Regions from separate parts of the Homo sapiens genome. Here region 2 is linked to region 1. A link is an interaction called in ENCODE POLR2A ChIA-PET data of the cell type or tissue named here. Cell type or tissue: PC-3. All regions are shown on one strand.

The links. Peaks named below come from ENCODE experiments on the same cell type or tissue, not always from the same donor. Only the 100,000 strongest peaks of a DNase experiment are listed, where the experiment ranks them.
Region 2: POLR2A ChIA-PET joins it to region 1 with 10 read pairs; 2 of 35 experiments call an interaction of 5 or more read pairs at or near these places.

What each region holds. Positions count from the first base shown.
Region 1 is chr1:43,422,592-43,425,091 of GRCh38, forward strand. It overlaps SZT2 (SZT2 subunit of KICSTOR complex), which reads left to right. Exons shown (of 72, transcript NM_001365999.1): 13 at 1-41; 14 at 178-292; 15 at 508-725; 16 at 1,626-1,841; 17 at 2,193-2,271. Among named protein-coding and RNA genes, the nearest start is that of MIR6735, 25 kb to the right of the region's middle. In PC-3, no CTCF peak of the experiment used is centred here; a DNase peak (open chromatin) is centred at 1,220; H3K27ac peaks cover 1,919 bases.
Region 2 is chr1:43,739,728-43,742,227 of GRCh38, forward strand. All of the region lies in intron 2 of ST3GAL3 (ST3 beta-galactoside alpha-2,3-sialyltransferase 3), which reads left to right. Among named protein-coding and RNA genes, the nearest start is that of ST3GAL3-AS1, 14 kb to the left of the region's middle. In PC-3, no CTCF peak of the experiment used is centred here; no DNase peak of the experiment used is centred here.

The DNA of each region.
Region 1 (2,500 bases):
GTACTAGTCGAGGGCTATTCTTATGTTAAGCTGCTCTCCAGGTGGGCAAAGTGATGTCCCTTCACCCCCCGCCCCCCCACCCCCCCGCCACCTCATCCCATGTCTCCCTCTAACCCCAGACCTCACTGCTACTTCCTGCCAACCTTGGGCTGCTCACTGACTCCCATTTCTCCCCAGTGCCCCAGACCAGCCCCCCAATTCCTTCTACATGGTCCGTATCATTTCCAAGGCCCCATGCATGGTTCTTCGCCTGGGTTTTCCCATTGGCACACCAGCACCGGCCCGGCACAAGGTAAGCTGGGCCCTGACTGACTCTGACCAAGGAGCCCTAGGGTGTAGGATAGCTCCCTCTCCCCAAACCCCACAGGGCCAGGTCTAATAGAGGGAGGAGCCCCCAGACCAAGGAAGACCTGGAGAAGAGGGCTGTGTCTCACTTTGTCTGTGAGCCCCTTCTCCCAGACCTGTAGGAGATGGGAGTAAGAGGATGTGACCACATTTTCCCCTCAGATTGTGTCAGGCTTGAGGGAAGAGATCCTGCGGCTGCGTTTCCCCCACCGGGTACAAAGCAAGGAGCCAACGCCCAAGGTGAAACGAAAAGGGCTAGGGGGTGCTGGTGGGGGCAGCTCTCCCTCCAAGTCACCCCCCGTGCTGGGGCCACAGCAGGCCCTGTCTGACCGGCCCTGCCTTGTGGTCCTGCATAAGCCACTGGACAAACTGCTCATCAGGTTGGTACAGAGGTGTGGAAGGGCGTGGCTTAGCAGGGTATGAGTGGTACAGAGGTGTGGAGGGCATGGCTTAGCCCGGTGTGAGTAGTATAGAGGTGTGGAGTGCGTGGCTTAGTGGGGTATGAGTGGTACAAAGGTGTGGAAGGGTGTGGCTTAGCGGGGTGAGGTGTGGAAGGGCGTGGCTTAGCAGGGTATGAGTGGTACGGAGGTGTGGAAGGGCGTGGCTTAGTGGGGTATGAGTGGTACAGAGGTGTGGAAGGGCATGGCTTAGCGGGGTATGAGTGGTACAGAGGTGTGGAGGGCATGGCTTAGCCCGGTGTGAGTAGTATAGAGGTGTGGAAGGGTCTGGCCTAGTGGGGTATGAGTGGTACAGAGTTGCAGAAGGGCGTGGCTTAGCGGGGTATGAGTGGTACAGAGGTGTGGAAGGGCATGGCTCAGCGAGGAATGAGTAGGTCAGAGGTGTGGAAGGGTGTGACTTAGGGGGGTATGAGTGATACAGAGGTATGGAAGGGCGTGGCTTAGCGAGGTATGAGTAGGTCAGAGGTGTGGAAGGGTGTGGCTTAGCGGGGTATGAGTGGTAAGGAGTGTGGAAGGGTGTGGCTTAGCAGGGTATCAGTGGTACAGAGATGTGGAAGGGCATGGTTTAGCAGGGTATGAGTGGTACAGAGGCATGGAAGGGCGTGGCTTAGCCGGGTATGAGTGGTACAGAGGTGTGGAAGGGCGTGGCTTAGCCGGGTATGAGTGGTACAGAGGTGTGGAAGGGCGTGGCTTAGCCGGGTATCAGTGGTACAGAGGTGTGGAAGGGCGTGGCTTAGCCAGCTGTGAGTGGTACAGAGGTGTGGAAGGGCGTGGCTTAGCCGGGGATGAGAGAGATAGCTGGGGAGTTGTCCCATTTCCTAGGTATGAGAAGCTGCCCTTGGACTACCGGGCACCCTTCTTGCTGACATTGGAGCCACCAGGTCCACTGCCCTTGGTGTCAGGCCGCTCAGCCTCTTCTAGCCTGGCGTCACTGTCCCGCTACCTCTACCATCAGCGCTGGCTTTGGAGTGTCCCGTCAGGACTGGCCCCTGCGCTGCCTCTCAGTGCCATTGCCCAGCTCCTCTCCATCCTCACTGAGTATGTCATCCAAGCCTGCCAGGTCACTCGGGGCAAGGAGAGAGCAAGTGTAGACTGGGACACTAGCAAAAAGCCTATAGCACACACTTCTCCTCTCTAATTCCCAGTCTGAAGTATAGAGCAGCATCTGCTACTGCCCTCCCTGTCTCCTCCCATCACCCGATTTGTTTTGTCCTCTCTCATCCTCACTGGATTTGTTATACCCTGAGGGACCGCCAGTCTAAGCAGGGCCAGCAGCAGACTTGGCTCCTTGAGGACTGCTGGGAGGTGGGTGTATGTGGGGAGAGCTTGTAGTCTCAGTGTCTCTTCTTCCCTTATCCTGGCCTTGCCCCGGCCTTTATGGGGCTTCAGAGTCCGACTTTCTGAAGGATTCCACTTCGCCTGCAGTGGGGAAGGAATCATCAACATGGTTCTGGAGCTTCCAATTCAGGTACGTGCCATCCCCCATGACACCTCCCTGCCAAGGTCTGTCATAATCCCAGGGACACTCACCTCTGAGCTGGGTTGGGACTGCTGGAAACTGCCTCACAGGGACCCTGTGGCCAGAGGATGCTCAAGGTCTGAGGCTGCAGTCATAGGACAATTTGGTGAGGGAACTGAAATTCTGAGGGCCAGAGCTAGGCCAGGCCAGATCTCTGCCTTGGCTGGGATTTGCCCAA
Region 2 (2,500 bases), 320 kb after region 1:
CTTCCAGAGAGAAAATTTATGTTTTCATTAATTCCAAGGTGTATTGTAGAGGGCTACAAACTGCTTTGTCTTGGGTAGTTTAGAGACACTTGTGACCTAGGCTTGGTCAGGTTGCCAAGACTTGAGTCAAATGCTTAATGTGAAAAGCTTCAAGTATGAAAATAGTCTAGTTATCAACCTGTTTTAAAAAGTAGTGTAGAATTATTATACATGTAGTATGATAAAATATGTACGCATACATATATTTTTAATATATATTTTAATTAATGAACAAATCACCAGTATCTGGAGTTAGAAGGAGTTGGGTGTGCTTGATTCTTCATCTCCAAAATGAAGATAAAAGACTTATTTCTTGGCCGGACACAGTGGCTCACACCTGTAATCCCAGCACTTTGGGAGGCCGAGGTGGGCGGATCATGAGGTCAGGAGATCGAGACCATCCTGGCTAACATGGTGAAACCCCGTCTCTATTAAAAATACAAAAAATTAGCCAGGTGTGGTGGCGCGCCCCTGTAGTCCCAGCTACTTGGGAGGCTGAGGCAGGAGAACCGCTTGAACTCGGGAGGCAGAGGTTGCAGTGAGCCTGGGCCACAGAGCAAGACTCAGTCTCAAAAAAAAAAAAAAAAGACTTATTTCTCTTTGCTCTGATGCTTTATTTAGGTCAGTACCTTGTATAGGAGTCGGGTAGTTGCCTCTTTGCAATAGCCCTTATTTCACAATGGTTCATTTCATGGAAGCCTTGCATATTTTTATTAATTTAAAATTTTACTTATTTCTGCTGGGTATGGTGGTTCACATCTGGAATTCCAGCACTTTGAGAGACTGAGGAGGGAGGATTTCTTGAGGCTGGGGGAATTATTTGAGGCCAGGAGTTTGAGACCAGCCTGGGTAATGTCACGAGGCCTTGTCTCTACAAAAAAATTAAAAAATATTATCCAGGCATAGTGGTGCACACGTGTACGGCGAGTGGTATAGCTACTCAGGAGGCTGAGGTAGGAGGATCACTTAGGCCCAGGATTTCAAGGTTGCAGTGAGCTATGATTGTGCCACTGTACTCTAACCTGGGCAACAGCATGAAACCTTGTCTTAAGAAAGAAAGAGAGAGAGAGAAAGAGAAGGAGAGAGGGAGTGAGGGAGGGAGGAAGAGGGAGAGAGAGAGACAGAGAAAGGGAGCGAGGAAGGGAGGGAGGAAAGAAGGAAGGGAGGGAGGAAAGGAGGAAGGAAGGAAGGAAAGAAGGAAAGAAATTCATTTCTAATTAATAAAGTAGATCTTTCATAGGATTAGTTTCCTGTGCTGTGAGACCTTTAAAAATTCATGACTGGGTGAGGTGGCTCATGCCTATAATCTCAGCACTTTTGGAGGCTGAAGTGGAAGGATTGCTTGAGCCCAGGAGTTCAAGACCAGCCTAGGCAACATAGGGAGACCCTGTCTCCACAGAAAAATAAAAAAAATTAGCTGAATGTGGTGGTACATGTCTATGGTGCCAGCTACTCGAGAGGCTGAGGTGGGAGGATCGTTTGAGCCCAGGAAGTCAATCAAGGCTGCAGTGAGCTGTGGTCACGCCACTGTACTCCATCCAGCCTGTGTGACAGAGTGAGACCCTGTCTCAAAAATGTTTTAAAAATTAAATTCATGCTACTGTGTTTATCAATTATTACAGCTCCCTTTGTGTTCTTCCTCATATTTATAAAAGATTATAACCAGATAAATTATAAAATATGCATTCAAATTATAAAGTACACATTGTTGATCTGATTGCCCTGGAGAATACTCTCTGGCACAAAAGCGGAAGTTGGATCTGATATTAGGAGGACAGGTTGAAGTGAGTTTAATAGACGTAGGACATTGTATTAACTCTTAGTTTTCTGTCTTAAAAATGAAGAGGAGGCTGGCATTTCTGGCCATGTTTCTGGCCTCTGGCTTAGGGAGGTACTCTGCTTCCCATGGTAAGGAAGTAAGTGGTATCAGAACTAGCCTCCTCTCTATAGGAAGCTATAAAACTGGACAAAAGAAATGAAGCAATTGTGTCAGCCTGTAGACAACAGGCAGCGTAAAATTTCAGTTCCTAAGAGAAGGAAAACTCGAGGTGAGCGCCACATTTGCTCAGTTTTCTGTCTGAGGACGGTTTCCCAACCCTGTTCTGTGAGTGGAGTCTAAACAGGCTGTGATGATTTCCCCTGAGCTGAAGAGGCAGAGGTCAGAGTTTGGGCAGCTGAAGCAGTTGGAATCTGTGGGGTGGACCATCATAGGGTAGGGAATTGTTCAGCAAGAGGGTCTCAGAAGTCTGTGGGGGCATTCCTGTGAGGCTGAAGCTAAGGACTGGCCTATTATTTATACATGGGGTGAAGCCACCTGAAGCTTACCATATAGACAGCAGCTGGTACAGGATGAATAGAAAAGAGATACTGGAGGTCAAGTCCTGTTGGGGTGAAAGCAATGCCAGGAACGCTGATGGTCCAGCCCTACCAGTAGAAAGATCTCATTAACACTTTGTTAACA